Linked DNA regions of Homo sapiens: region 1 is linked to region 2. The links are chromatin loops, found by intact Hi-C in ENCODE. Cell type or tissue: GM12878. All regions are shown on one strand. Region 1 has its middle 52 kb from the start of KCNA3. Region 2 has its middle 25 kb from the start of KCNA2.

Evidence for each region. Peaks named below come from ENCODE experiments on the same cell type or tissue, not always from the same donor. Only the 100,000 strongest peaks of a DNase experiment are listed, where the experiment ranks them.
Region 1: it touches region 2 in a loop (4-fold over the local background); 6 of 110 quality-filtered maps call a loop at or near these places.

What each region holds. Positions count from the first base shown.
Region 1 is chr1:110,722,690-110,730,689 of GRCh38, forward strand. No RefSeq gene overlaps it. Among named protein-coding and RNA genes, the nearest start is that of KCNA3, 52 kb to the left of the region's middle. In GM12878, no CTCF peak of the experiment used is centred here; a DNase peak (open chromatin) is centred at 4,182; H3K4me3 peaks cover 915 bases; H3K27ac peaks cover 1,663 bases.
Region 2 is chr1:110,627,700-110,635,699 of GRCh38, forward strand. It overlaps a transcript of KCNA2 not described here. Among named protein-coding and RNA genes, the nearest start is that of KCNA2, 25 kb to the left of the region's middle. RefSeq lists enhancers at 3,603-3,742, 4,123-4,172, 7,034-7,223. In GM12878, a CTCF peak has its summit at 3,248 (motif pointing right); DNase peaks (open chromatin) are centred at 3,282, 3,822 and 7,302; H3K4me3 peaks cover 537 bases; H3K27ac peaks cover 3,501 bases.

The sequences.
Region 1 (8,000 bases), 95 kb after region 2:
ACATGCTCCAGGAAGAGGGACAGGCGCAGAAGCAAGGGGACACCAGACTGGAACAGATGGACTCATGCAGTTGTTCCTTGATGGCCTGTTCACATATAGCATTTGCCATGTCCCACAAATGCAGAATTCTGGTGGAACCACAGTGCGTGGAAGTTCCAGGAGACTGAAAGTGGTGCAAGGTTAAGTGTGTTACATATGTAATTGAGTAATCAGGGGTGCTGACAGCCCGACAGGCCATGCCTTCCATTCGAACCAGAGCTTGCTTCACATAGAAAGAAAGCAATGGCTTTCTAAGGAATGTGGACAAGTGAGGAACCCTATCATATCCTTCTTACTCATTTCTTCCCTGTGTTAACCAACCACTTACGCTGAAAATGATGACACAGAAGAAAGGGAAAGACAGGACAACCCATAGTTCCTTTTCCTTTCAGCCCTTCCTTACTCATCAGTAAGCTGAAGGTCAAGAGTATTGATGGAACATGCACGTTATCAAGAAGTAAAATTAAAACAGTTGAGTTAGTTTTGTGCAGTGTTCCCGCTGCTCTGGTAAGGACAAAATATATACGCAAGTAAGAGCTAGGAAATATGAACTGTGTAATTTCAATGATTCCACGTATGAGTCAAATGCACTTATTTTCATTTACAACTAACACTACACAACATAAAGAATAGTAAAATTCATACTAATAATTAAATTTTAAATTTTTCTTTACTTAAAATGACATTAAATATCAAATTAAAAACATCATGACTAGTAAAAAAAAATTGTGGAAGAAAGAAAAAGTTTTATGCTTTGGTGACCCTTAATGGCCTTATTTCCCTCTGGTTTTTGAACAAGGAGCTCGATATTTTCATTTTGTACTGGGCCCTGAAAATTATGTTACTGGCCCTGGGTGAGATGGTTGTTTATATTTGTATGACCAGGGTCAAAAAACAGTCTTGGAACCACAGGAGCAGGGAAGATTCACCAATAAATTGATGAACACAAGTCTTCATCATTACCCACACACACTCACTGGCCCCTCAACATTGGTAACAATGGCCATGGGTGGAGAGTTAAGAAGATGATAACTCCCAGAAAACTATGCTTTTTCTGCTGATAACTCTTCAACATCTCACCACACCCAATATCTCTGCTTTTGTTAACAAACCATGAACTGCTTCAAGTTGTCATACCCTTTCTCACTGTCTTTCTTCTGATTGGAACGGCCTGGTGAGAGCAGGCTGGTGGGAACACACACCTTCCGAAAGGCCCTCACCACAGCAGATCACTGCTGGCGTCCGAGCTACTTCCTGCTTGTCCTGTTGTGTCCTTCATCAGTGACCGCACTCTTGGAGTGCTTGCCTCTGGCTCCTGTTTTCCACCCATTTCTCAGCCTGGTAACTCCTGGTTTCCAGTCTTAGTGGGCCCACTGCTCTGCTCCCACCTCCTGTGATAGGGTCGGGAGAGCCGCCAACCCCACTTGACTCCTGGACCCCATCCAGGCTGTGGTATGTGCCAGCACCATCTTCCCAAAGGATGCTGCCCCTCCCTGAGGCTCATGGTATAGCTCTTCTCCCATATTCATACCCCCGTCTTGAAGCCTGGCCCACATAGGGTTTCCAGAAAGCCTTCCCCGAACCACTAATAGAAACCCTACTATACTCACACCTTCCTTAAGAGATACTTCACAAACCCAGTTTTGTGCGGTGCAAAGGGGATGAAATCAGAAATAACATAGGTTTAAATCCTGGTTAACTAACTGATTTTTGAGTCTGTCAATAAACCTCTCTGTGCCTCAATTTCCCCATCTACAAAAACAGGATTGTGATACTTACCTCATAGGATCATTGTGAGGATTATGAGAAATAGCACAGGCAAAGCACCTAGGTGCTGCCTGGCATGTCCCAGCACTCAGTAAAAGCTCCCCCAACACTTTTCTCCCCCTGCTGGGGTTGGGCACCATGCCTTATTCATGCCTTTATTCCTTGCAGCACCTAGAGTAACATCTTGTGGCTGGCAGATGATCAATGCCTGTGGATTGAATTAAATTAAAACTTTCCTTGTGTTACACTGTTCTCTCCATGTCCCCAGTTGTAATATCCTCTTAAAAGTATCATCGCTTGGCTGGGCACGGTGGCTCATGCCTGTAATCCCAGCACTTTGGGAGGCTGAGGCGGGTGGATTACAAGGTCAGGAGATCGAGACCATCCTGGCTAACACGGTGAAACCCCGTCTGTACTAAAAATACAAAAAAAAAAAAAAAAATTAGCTGGGCGTGGTGGTGGGCGCCTGTAGTCCCAGCTACTCGGGAGGCTGAGGCAGAAGAATGGCATGAACCCGGGAGGGGGAGCTTGCAGTGAGCCGAGATCGCGCCACTGCACTCCAGCATGGGCAACAGAGTGAGACTCCGTGTCAAAAACAAACAAAAAAAAGTATCATTGCTCAGCTTATAAGTTCTACTTCATGTTACTGCAGATTGTGACCCCCAAATGAAGTAACTTTTGCTGTTCCTTCTTATTAAAAATAATACATGCTCAATATATAAATAAAAATACAAGCAAAAAGAGTATTAAAAAGTCTGATAATTCTACCCACACAGACATAGCTAGTATTAACATCTCTCCATTAGCTTTTCAATGCAATGCAGCTATTATATCTATGTGTGTGCATGTATACATGTATGTATAATATTTTGCTGAGGGAGGAAGGTGGAAATAGCATATTAAGAGAGGGATGTGGGCTTTAGAATAGAAAAAATTCAGCAAGCCTGTGCTCTGTGAGTGTGAAAATAACCACTGGTGTCTACTTAGATTCAGTAGGGTGGGAGTCTTGCTGGAAATGCTTTTTAAATTTCTAGTGCCATAATCTTTCTTTCATCCAAAGAGGAAAAAATGAGTCTTTACGTATTTTTTAATGTAGCGATAATTATCATTCATCAGCATACTGCACACTCTTTATTTGGGTGTTTATTAAGGATCTATTTCATGCCAGACGCTGGAGTTGGCACTAAAAACAAGGATACGGTTACTGCTCTCAGTGAGTTTTCAGTCTGGTGGGGGACACACATGAGAAATAGCACAGGCAAAGCCCCTGGGTGCTGCCTGGCATGTCCCAGCACTCAATAAAAGCTCCCCCCAACACTTTTCTCCCTCTGCCGTGGTTGGGCACCATGCCTTATTCATGCCTTTATTCCTTGCAGCACCTAGAACAACATCTTGTGGCTGGCAGTAAATAGGTGGGCAAGATTATCAGATTTTTTAATACTCTTTTTGCTTGTCTTTTTATTTTTATATCGAGTATGCATTATTTTTAATAAGAAGAAACAGCAAAAGTGACTTCATTTGGGGGTAAGAAAAGTAAATAGGTTACCACAGTGCCATGTGATAAATGTTAGGAGGTGGGAACCACAGGATGCTGAGGAGCATTCAAGGTGGGGGGACCAAACCCAACTGTGAAGAATTCCCAGAAAAGGTGGTATCTATGCTGAGTCTTCCAGGGAAGGTCATAGTTTGTCAGGCCATGAAAATAAGGGGTAGAGAAAAAAATAATTCCTTGGAGAGGGAAGAACATGTGCAATGACTCGGAGGCAAAACTCTGTGTGGGGACTGCAGGTGCAGAGTGGGAGGAGCATGGAGTTGGAGGGGTGAAGTGCAGAGAGATAAGAGTGAGAAAGGCCTTGGATACCACGCTCATGAGTTTAAACTTTGTCCTGATGGTTAAGGGGAGCCACTGAATTCTTTGAAAAAGGGGGTGTCATTATTTGTGGGGTTGAATGTAAACAGCTGGGTAAATGGGTCTATACTTCTGGAGACAGATTTAAGCTGGAGATGTAGACTTAGGAGTTATTTATATACAGATGGGAGATGAAGTTTGGGGTGTAAATCAAATCCCTAAAGAAATCTATAATGAGAAGAGTGGCTGGAAACACTGACATTTAATGAGAAACAGAGGAAGTTGCCTGAGAAGGATTAGCCAGAGAGGTAGGAGAATAACCTAGAGATAGTAATGTTTGGGTACCAAGGAAAGAGAATTGTGTAGATACAGGAGGAAAGAATCACCAGCTGGGGAAAAAAGGGTCAAGTTAGATAATAACTAAAATGATATTACTTGAATTTGACAACAGGGTCATTGGTGGTCATAGTGAGAACAGTTTCAGGGGAGTGATGGGGTGGAAGCCAGATTGTAGTGGGTTGAAGAGTGGGGGTGGAAAGAGGAAATGAAGGTAACAAATATAGACAACATTTTATGAGGTTTCACTTCAAAGGGGAGAAAAGAAATAGTGCAGTAGCTAAAGTAAGACCTGTGATTGGAGGAAGACTTCATTATTTTAAGATTTAGAAAAGCTGTTCAAGCAGATTGAAATACTGATGGGAAGAAAGAGAAAGTGAAAGAGAGAGAGAGAAGATAATTCTTCCAAAATGCTTTCATATTTATTCATTTGTTTAGCATTACACAGTTCACTTAGGAGGCTATTAATCTTTTTTCCATTTTCAGGCAGAAAAACTAAATGAAACCCAAAACAATGAAGTGAATTCTCTAAGATTGTATGTCAGGAAAATGAAAGTGATAAGCTTAAACTCTGGGGTTCCAACAGACAGTAAAGATTCAGGAAGAAAAATGCATTTCCATCTGTAAAATCCCTTGAGCCCAGAGCATATCCAAGGTACTATGATCATCATGCCCCCAACTCCCCCACCCTCGACTGGGAGGGGAAGCCAGTCTTGTAGCTCTTATCAGACTGTATTGAGCTGAAGCTTTAATGAGCAGCAGCAATCTGTTATTTTCCTCTTGTTTGCCTTGCAAGTTGCTCTTTTAATTCACATCAAGAGAGGGAGAAGGAGATGAATATTAAAAGCGCACATCAAGGGACTGAGCCAGCCAGGGAGACAGGGAGCTCTTCAGTATGCAGGGACAGAAGCAGGAGTTTGATGTGAGACAGGAACCATTGCCCTGGAGTCTGCTCCGGTGTCTGACAAGCCTGCCCTTGGGAAATGTTGCTCACTAGAGTTGCTCTGGTATTGGGAAAGGGTTGTTTCTGGAATTGTCTGCACTGTGGGCTTGGCTGACTCTAGAATGACAACAGAAAGAAAGAAACTATTTCTGAGACTTTGAGAGAATAATTTATTATGATGTAGAAACCAAAGTGTGGGGGAAGAGTTTCTGTAATGGGACATCTGACCTAAAAAGAGCAGTAAGTCCCACTGGTCTCAGATGGTTTGGGTGTAGGAAAGATGGAAGGAAAGGGTCTCAATGTCAAGAGTACCAATATTTTTTTTAGTCTCTATTCAGTAGTGAGGCTCTGATTCTCCAAGTTAATTTCATAAAGTGGTGAAAATCCAGAGCAAAGGCCAGCAAACATTTGGGAATTGTTTGCTTCAGCTGGTCCAGATGACCCTATAAGGGACTTATCTTCTCTATAATCTGAGAACTTGGAAGAATAAGAGCTTAATAAGGGTGCATAGGAGGTTAATCTTATCCCCAAGTACTGCAATAAATGCTCACCATCAGAATCACACAGAGGTTTGTACTTGCTAATTCAGCCAAAGTCAGTTCTTGGGAAGACCTCAGGGTTATTGGCTGACTGTAATGGTGTAATGGGTAAAGGCCAGGATTGGTTGATTGGTTGTTAAGGGTAATAATTTTGTACCAAGCCCAAAATTATACAGGGCTGGCATCTTCAAGTTCTTGCACTGTGCATGGATTTGGTAAATTCTTAATAAATCTTTGTTAAATGAGTGAATAAATAATCTTGGTTTCTTATTCCTTTATTCAAGTGACCTATGCCAATTCAATTCAACAAATATTTATTGAGCACCTACTATATAAGAAGAACCTAGTAAGCCCTAGGGAGGCAAGTGTCATCCTAGTTGTAGCAGATATTGTCAGTACCTGTGTAACCACCCAATGGGTTCACCTTGCCTGCTGCCTAGACAGAGCCCATTTATCAAGACAGGAGAATTGCAACAGGGAAAGAGTAATTCATGCAGAGCTGGCTGTGTGGGAGACTGGAGTTTTATTATTACTCAAATCAGTCTCCCTGAGCATTCGGGGATCAGAATTTTTAAGGATAACGTGGTGGGTGGGGGGCAGCCAATGAGTCAGGAGTGCTGATTGGTCAGGTCAAAGATGAAATCATAGGAAGGCAAAACTGTCTTCTTGTGCTGAGTCAGTTCCTGGGTGGGGGTCACAAGATCGGATGAGCCAGTTTATCCATCTGGGTGGTGCCAGCTGATCCATCAAGTGCAGGATCTCAAGCACTGATCTTAGGCTTACAATAGTGATATTATCCCCGGGAGCAATTTGAGAAGAGTCAGAATCTTGTAGCCTCCAGCTGTATGATTCTTAAACCATAATTTCTAATCTTTTGGCTAATTCATTCATCCTACAAAGGCAATCTAGTCCCCAGGCAAGAAGGGGATTTGGCCGGTGGTGGTGGCTCACATCTGTAATCCCAGCACTTTGGGAGGCTGAGGCAGGCAGATCACGTGAGGTCAGGAGCTTGAGACCAGCTTGGAAAAAGTAGCCAGGCATGGTGGTGCACACCTGTAGTCCCAGCTACTTAGGAGGCTGAGTCAGGAGAATTGCTTGAATCCGGGAGGCAGAGGTTTCAGCGAACTGAGATCACACAACTGCACTAGAGCCTGGGTGACAGAGTAAGGCTCTGTCTCACAAAAAAAAAAAAAAAAAAAAAAAAAAAAAAGGAGTTTGCTTTGGGAAAGGCCTGTTATCACCTTTGTTTTAACTATAAACTTTCCTCCTATAGTTAGTTCAGCCTACACCCAGGAATGAACAAGAACAGCTAGGAGGTTAGAAGCAAGATGGAGTTGGTTAGGTCAGATCTCTGTCACTGTCTTAGTTACAATTTTGCAATGGCAGTTTCACCTGTGTCCATATTCCCTTGACACTCATGATATAAGCTGCTAGCTACTCACTGAAAGTGATAGGGACAAGAGGCAGATAAATTCTAGGCAGAAAAAGATGGGGTCCCTGGTGAATCCCCACCCTTAAGCCTAGAACTGCGGCCCAAAGTGAGAACATGCATTCCTGTTTTCCTGCTTGAATGTTGCCTTTGCCAAAACCACCCATGGCCCATCCTGCCCCCCATCCTGTACCCATAAAAACCCCACCCTCCACTGGAAAAGAGCAGACAAGAAGAGAAGAGGAGAAGCATCTGGATGTTGGAGACTGCAGTTTGACGTCAGAGGGAAGCAGCTTGACTTCAGAGGGATGGCTTGACTGTGGGACTTTGGAGTCCAGCTGCAGATGGCCAGACTTCAGGGTAAGAATACCTTTCCACCCCATCCCCTTTCCCACTCTCCCTCCCACTGAGAGCCACTTCCATTAGCAATAAAATCCCCTACATTTACTATCCTTCAATTGGTTTGTGTGACCAATTTTTCCCAGATGCCAGACAAGAGCTCAGGGTATAGAAAGCTGTCACACTGACCCTCTGCCCCTGTGAAAAGGTGGAGGGTCCACTGAGCTGTTAAACATTTAATCTGTCCATGGACAGGAAAGCTAAAAGAGCACTGTAACATACACCTTCTGGGGCTTCAGGGGTTGCAAGCACCTCCTAGATGTGCCCGTGGGGCAGCATGGAGTTTTGCTTCTGCCAGCACCCAAAAGCACTTGCTTTGGCTCCTGTACCCGCTCACCTGTGTGCTCCCCATCCCCTGAGGGGTTGAGAGCTGTGGACTGAGTAAGTGAGACACCCCTGCTGGGGGGCCCGTAAAGGGGTCAAGGAAAATTTCCTGTTTCAGAAGCATCTGTGGCTCTCTTTGTCTTGTGGATTTCTTTGGAGGCAGGAGCATGCTCAGCCTGTGCACAGTTCAGGTTTGAAGTGCAGGGAGTTGATGCTCCTGGGAGAAGTCTTCAACTAATGACAGATGGGAGTTGGGGGATAAATACCCTGACTTCCTTATCCCTCCACTGGAACAACTCTGAGGCTGTTTTGCACAGTCTCCCAGAGGATCCCAGTGGAATTGAGCCCCAGTTTCCCACAGCAAACCTATGTTGA
Region 2 (8,000 bases):
AGAGACATCTAGGACTAACATAATTATAAAAAATGTTAATACAACCCTTGAGCCCAGAAGTTCGAGATTGCAGTGAGCCACGATCCCACCACTGCACTCCAGCCTGGAAAAACAGTGAGACCCTGTCTCAAAAAAAAAAAAAATAATAATAATGCCAGGCTTGATGGGGACAAAGTGAAGAGGGAGAAACTCCTATGAGGTGGACAGGAAGTGACATAGCAAGAATAGGAAGTGGGAAAAGAGGGTACTGAAAGTAGTGCAATGCAATGCGGGAAACATATTTAGAGGGACTACTCTTGGGCAACACTGAATTTCCTCATTTCTTGAATTCACTAAGATATGGATGATTAAAAGGCCACTGTTAACTCCCAAGTTAGTCTTATTGTTTGGAGATGATGGTGATGGTTGAAGGGCTTTTAACTGATCACAAGTTGTTCTTGTGCCCTGATGGGGGAAAAGACAGTATTTAGCCCTGAGCATTAATGGTCCTGGGTGCTGCAAAGGCCAGGAAGCAGTTCTCCATTCTGTCCTCCACACTGGGTATATCTTGACTGGGAGTTTGCATCCAGTTTTGATCCATGGACTTTATAAAAAGAGGGAGCAGTGGGAGAGTGCAGCAAAGTGGGTGGGGAATGAAATGCTGTCCCCTTCTTCCATGATCGCCCTCTGAAACGCCATTCATCTTGTTAGGTTCACTGTGAAGAAGCCTCCTGGGTGTTAGAATGGGCCTGACCATCCTCCGTATTCCACTGGTTTCCACTTGGTGACAGTACTCACACAAAGCTATTTTGCATAAGAGAAATGAGAGAGCAAAACTCCCTCACCCCAGACTGGGAACTCCTTGAGAGCAGAGACCCATTGTGTCCATCTCTGTACTGCCTGATGGGGGCCTTGTCCAGTGTCCGGCATCTGGTGCCTGACTTAAACAGGTGCCCCATAAATATTTGTTGGTTGAGGCGTCTCTGTAGAGGACTGGACAAGAGGTGATGACTTGAAAGAAGGCAGGAGGTCAGATTAGATGCCCCACTGCAGTGCTTCTTTGACACTCTAGACTTCCCACACATTATCACCAATCCCACAGAATTCGTCTGTACATTTTAGGCCTCTCTCCCCCAACCAGATCCTTCAGAGCAGAGATGGACTGACTTGTGCTAAAAGTAGATACTAAATGATTGTTTATTGAATACATGGACACAGCTTCATAATCCTGTAGATTGCTTTAGAGCTCAGCAGAGCTGATTCCCCTGGGAATCATGGTGGTGCTGCACCATGCCTGGTTTTACCTCTTTCTTGGCAGCAAGACCTGATGTGTTCTCCTCAAATTTGCATTTGATATCATTCATGTCCCAGGCTAGATCCCTGAGGATCTTCAAGAATGGCTCCCAAATGTTGGCTGCATATTAGAATTGCCTGGGGAAGCTTTAAAATTCTAGTGCTGAGGTCACATTTTGGATAAATTAAATCAGAATGTCTTGGGGTGAGAGCCTGAGTTTAGTGGCTGTTAGTGATCCCCAATTACCACCAAATCACCAAATGATCCCCAATCAGCGAGTGATTTTTAAGGTCCCCACCAATGGCCCCAAGATCATCATTCCAGACAATCCCCAATGGATATGAAAGTTTGGGAACTACTGGTTTTGGAAATGCATTTTTATTATAGAAATTGAATAAGTCTCAATATATCAGAAAATTAATAATGAGACCTATGTCCCTGACACAACATAAATGGAGGTGCCACTGTAGAACATTTATCAAAGGATCTGGTGTGATAGCTGGAATTTGTCCAGATGCTGTTAACGTTTGTAGACTACCCTGAGAAGCAGCTCAGTGAGGCACCTCTTCCTCAGCACAGTTACTCTCTCCTTCCCCTGTGTGTATTCAGCACTTTAAATTATTTGTTGCTATGTTTTTCTCCTCACTAGTTGTGAGCAACTTGAGGGCAGGAACTGTGTATCTATAAGCACACTGAGCATCTGGTGTCTGACCCTCGGTGGATGACAGACACCTGTTTGTGGCATAAATGTGTCAGTGAATTCACTCATTAATTTATATACTCATTCAACAAATGATGATAGTAACAGACAGAAATGTATGGTATTGGCAGAAAACAGGAGTTAATTAAGACGAGAGAAAAACGAGGAGACCGAATTAAACACAGGGAAGTAAAAGCTGAAGAATAAAAGAAAGAAAAGGGTATTCATTTATCATTTGAATTCATGTAATGCAGTGGTGGGTAGGTTTGACTGGAAGAAGCGTTTTTTTAAATCAAATGGACTCAAAAGTGAGTTAACATCTCTAAGTGCTCTGTACTTTTTTTTTTTTTTTTTTTTTTTGAGACGGAGTTTTGCTCTTGTTGTCCAGGCTGGAGTGCAATGGTGCCATCTTGGCTCACCGCAACCTCTGTCTCCTGGGTTCAAGCGATTCTCCTGCCTCAGCCTCCCAAGTAGCTGGGATTACAGGCATGCGCCACCATGCCCGACTAATTTTTGTAATTTTTTTTTAGTAGAGACAGGGTTTCTCCATGTTGGTCAGGCTGGTCTCAAACTCCTGACCTCAGGTGATCCGCCCACCTCGGCCTCCCAAAGTGCTGGGATTACAGGTGTGAGCCACCACACCCGGCCAGTGCTCTGTACTTTTTCTCCTTTTTAGGATATTTAGTTACAATTAAAATAAATGAGTTACTATGTATTATTTGCATAGCATCCCTTTTCTCTTCCAAGTTCTAGAAAGTCAGAACCTACTTGTGGCACTCACCTCCGTGTCCCCAGTGCCCAGCACAGCATGACACAGAATGGGTGCTCAGTAAATATTTACCAAGCTGTTCAATGGATTCATGGTTTCAGTTCTTTCTCCTATTACCCAAAATCATCATGTCATCTTCATCTCAAAGTTGTTATGAAGAATAACTTAGATAAAATACATAAGCACTGGGCGCATGGTAGGCATTCAGTAATTGTTAAGTCATTATTATAATTGAGAAAAACAACAGACACTAAGCACCTACTTTGAAACAGACCTTATGCTAAGTGCTGTGCAAAAAGGGACAATCAAAAGTGCCAAGAAATTGCATCTTTCAAAAGCTGTATGGATTTGAGGACCCCATTGTCACTGCCTCCCCCTGCTCACTCCCCAAAGAGCCTCAGCAAACTCCAGTATTCACTCACAATCATCTGTCCCCCTGGCCACACCCCAGGCAGCCAGCCCCGGAACCACTAAGCCTGGTCTTCCTTTCCACCACCACCAGATGGCAGCACAAAGCCCACGGATGGACAACGCCCCGTGCAGGAGGGCTGCTGTCTCAAGCACAGGTCTGGCCTTGGTCGGCTGTTTGGGAGTTACACTTAATGCTTTGGGATTGGTCCCTTCCTTTCCACTTCCAAGCCTCAGACCCCATCCCCTCACCCTAGAGTCACTTCACACCTGCAAGGTCCTCATTCACAATCCTTCGCAGAGTACCTGGAGTGCCTTCCTTTAGCCTCCATTCCATTACTGATCCCCGGGTTGCTTTTCATGAAGGTGTCAAATCCCTTGTCTGGCCCTTGAGGTGTCTCCCCATCGCAGCTCGCCTCACTCTTTGCTGCACCCCAGCAATGGCCTACCAGTCACCTCCTGTTCTCTGTCTTTGCTCACATCATTCCCTGCCTGTTATGTCCACACATGCATGCTCACCCTTGCTGCCCCTCCTCTTCTCTCACCAACTTGAAAGCCCAGCGGAGGCTCTCCTGCAGAAGTCTTGGCGCTGGAAACCAGATGATGGCTCACTCTTCTATGTGCCCCATCACCACTTCCTTTCTTGGTCAGCGCTCAAAGGGTTTCAGGTTCTAGGTGACCTGGTTGCATGATGCTTCATCAACAATCTTCAGGTGTTTCCTGTCACCCCAGCCAGGGAGTGCAAGAACGGGTTTTTCTCTTAAAACAGAAACTGAGCACTGCAGACTAGCAGGGGTGGGTTAGCCATGCAGAGTTAGAAAGAGCAATCAGCACTTGGAAAACATGGCAGGAGACAACAGGGAAGGCGAAGGGAGTTGCGTACAAGTAATTCATTATGACTGGAGCTCAGTGTGCAAGCAATAAAAGAGAAGTGTATGGAGAGGGTAGCAGGGACCAGATCTTACAAGGTCTAGAAGGCTCTGCCAACGTTATTTGGACTTTACTTTGGAGGTAGGGGAAACTTAAAGGATTTTAAGCCAGAGAGGTGACATGACTGGATTTTTCTATTAAGGAAGATCACTCTGGCTGCTGTGGGGGATGGACTGCTGAGGGGGCAATGACTGCAGGGGTAGGGAGACCACCTGCCGGGAAGCTGTTGCAGTGGTCCAGACAGAGAAGATGTGGGTATGAACTGAAAAGAGATACTGCAGGGATGGAGTCAGTAGGCTAAACAAGCCCTGTAGACCTGTTGAGTCTGAGGGGTCCATGGGATACCTGAGTGGGGAGTGCAGTGGGATTTGGATGTTCCTGCCTGGAGCTTGGGAGATAGGCCTGGGCTGGATCTAGAAGTCTGTACGGATGAGGCCTCTGAGATGTATGAGATTATGCAGGGGGTAGGGGTGCATGTAGAAGAGAAGAGAGAAAAGTGGGAACATTTAAAAGCCTAAAGACAAGGAGGAGCCAGAAAAGGAAATGGAGAAGGTACAGCCATAGATAGAGGAGGAATCAGGGGAGAGTGATGTCTTGGAAGCCACAGATGAAGGCTGGCTCAAAGGCAGCTGAGAGGTCAGGCAAGAAGAGACTGAATGTGTCATTTGGAGGAAGCAACACGGAGGTCACAGTCTCAGTGGAGCCATGTTGGGCAGAGGCGGAGCTCCATGGGTTGAGTGAGTGGGCAATGAGGAGGCAGGAACGGGCTTATAGGTACTCTTTGAAGACATTTGATTGTAAATAAAATGATGAAATTAGGTGGTAGGTGAAGGGAATGTAGGATTAAACAAGGTTTTATTTGTTTAAGGTTTTTCATTTGTTTTAACATGGAAGAAACTTATGGAGAGAAATAGATACAAAATGAGTAGTTGAAGATGCAGGAAAATAAGGAGAGAGAATTCCTGGAGGGCAGAAGTAAGAAGGGATTCAGAGCACAGGTGGAGGGGCCATGCTCAGATAAGACCTGGGACACTTCTTTATTTTTATTTTATTTTTTGAGATGGAGTTTTGCTCTCGTTGCCCAGGCTGGAGCGCAATGGTGCAATCTTGGCTCACTGCAACCTCCACCTTCCAGGCTCAAGCGATTCTCCTATCTCAGCCTCCCAAGCAGCTGGGATTACAGGAGCCCACCATCATGCCAGACTAATTTTTGTATTTTTAGTAGAGATGGGGTTTCACCATGTTGGCCGGGCTGGTCTTGGACTCCTGACCTCAGGTGAGCCACCTGCCTCGGCCTCCCAAAGTGCTGGGATTACAGGTGTCAGCCACCTCGCCTGGCCCAGACCTGGGACACTTCTTTGATGGTAGGAGGTGAGAATGGATTGGGATTGGCTTTGGCTGAGAGTACAGAGGCTGGCTGAGGTTAGGGTCCTCAGGCACCTGGAACTGAAAGGTCTTCACTAAGACAGACCGAACTCTGCCCAGATCCTGGTGAAAAGGAAGGACGTGGCAGTACTTCCTCTCCTTGTGGCTATGGGATTTTCCCTATTGGGACCCCTAGACTGGGTAAAGGAGTGAAAAGGCCACCATGTTATTGATGCAGGGTGGGACTGTGCTGGTGAGGGAGCAGGAAGGGGGTTGCTGGAGTTGGAAATCTTGCAAGAAAGTACTTAAAGCAATGCCTAAGGGTTCTGGGCTACTGGACTGGTGGGAGTGCTGACAGCAGGACACTGATAGGCTGGGGAGAGAAGACAGTGCTCAAGGGTGGAAGGTATCAAAAACATGCCAGAGACCATGCATATGGGATTCAGAAGCAAGAAACTTGAAGGCAGAGAGGTGAGAGTGGGATGTTTGAGTTTAAAATTCCCAAGGAGTGCAAGTCCCGTCAAAGTTCAGGATGTGGCCTTGAGTGGGGTCCCCAAGCAGAGTCAGGGTGTAGGAGCCTGGAGAGGAAAAGGTCAAAGGTTTTGGTCCCCAGGATTCTGGATGTCAGGGTGATAACTGAATTTGAGGGGAAGCCTGGGAGCCAGGTGCCAAGGCCTTTGATGGCTGAGGAGGGAATGGGTGGGCAGCTCTGAGAGGGGGTCTTGTCGTGTTCTAGATAATGAAAGATGAGCAGGGGATGCCTCAAAAGGCCACTGGATGTAATCCAGCCCTAGGCCAGCTGGACTTGGGTGACTTGCCTGAGGACAGGCAGCAAAAAAGTGGCTGAGACAAAATAAAAATTAACTTTATGTCTGTAATCACTTACTCTTCCAACCCTTATGGACTGCCGGTCTGTACAGATGTTCTGGTTCACTAAAAGCTTGGTTGACAAGACTTTTTATTCTCCTGAATTTGTAGTACATATTCACCATGTGACCTTGGGAAATGCATGTCATATTCTACCAGCCTCAGTTTCCCCCTCTGAATGCCAAGAGGCTGACCAGAGTGGCAAGTTTTCAGCCTTGTCAGGTGGACCCCAGCGATTCAGTGAAAGAGGCTAAAGGTACCTGGGTGGTGTTGCAGAGCTGGGGGGTGGGAAGATTACAGGGAATCTGCAGGGGATCAGTTCCTGGCCCCACCTTGGTCTCCAGCTGAGCAGCTACCCTTGAATCTGCCAGAATTCTAGACTTCTGCATGAGATTTTGTTTGGAAAGAGGATTCTGCTGCCTAAAACTGTGAAAAATCATGATCTTGCCTAGCCCTGACACTGCGTGAGCCTGTTGCCTTCCTGTACTGGAGGGTGTATCCTTGGCAGTGTGTCCCTTCTGCTTGCCCCAGTCAATTTTAATGCCTAAGCACTTGGCAGGAACATGGGTAGTGCCAGGACCTCTGTAATGCACTTGGCAATGAGCTGATGCTCTTTAGTGGTAGTTGTGACGCCTCTCAGAAATCTGACTTTACTAAAGTGGTATTGATGGGCCAAGGGCTTGGGTGCTCCTCAGTGACCTTGATGATGAATTACATCTGGGATCCAGTGAGTGGAACAGACAGGTTCTTTAGCTGAGGAACAAAGCCCAGGCCTGTTCTTCATCACTTAGCACCAGCTGGGATCCCTTGTTGCCAGGCTGGCAGCTGTGAGGGATCACTTGGCCACCAGGAAGACTTCCCAGCTGGGACTGTTCTGAAGATTTGTGCCAGAGAAACTACATCTGTGAGTCACTGCTCAGGGGAAAACCCAGCTGCTCGGCTCAGCTCCAGCCCCAGTGGCCCCGGGGAAGGACCAGAAGGCAGAGCGAGAATAAAAGATAGGCTGCTTTGCTTTTCTCAGTTTCCATAGCAGGTTACCGTATTTGCAGTTCTTCATTTCATGAGGGAAGTTGAGAGTGGGACTGGAATCAAAAGAGGTACTCAGATGGTGAAGCCCATAGCTGTTGGGTGTGGAGGTTTTGGCTAAGCCACCAGGGATACTTCTCTGACCCTCTGGATCCTTACTTTGACTCATCGCCCTTTTTTTTTTTTTTTTTCTGATCCACAGGTGGCTACAGCCAGGTTCATAGTCTGGCACATGGCATTTTCTGGACAGTGAGAATCAGGAAATGGGGGTGAATCTTAGAGTGGGTCTGATGAATCGTGGGAAAATCTCTCAACATTGAGACAGAGATACTGGAAGGAGCTTGAGATTTGTTTTATAAGAAGAGGGATTCTTGGTGTCATGGCTGTCTTCTCAGAAGGGAAGATCGGTCAGGTGTGGGCCTGAAAACCATGGGTGTTAAAGGGCTGACCCTGGAACAGTCCCTGCAAGGATAGGGGTGGACCATCAGGACAATGATGGGAAAGTGCTGGTGTTTGGGATGTCACTTCCCACAAATTGACAATCACTGCAGAGGCCAAGAAGCCTCCCACTGGGTTTGGGGGGTCAGTATCTCTTCAATTAAACTAAGGCAAATTCTTAGCTGCCAAGGAGGCCAGGTGACTTTGGGTTCTAGTCTCAGATG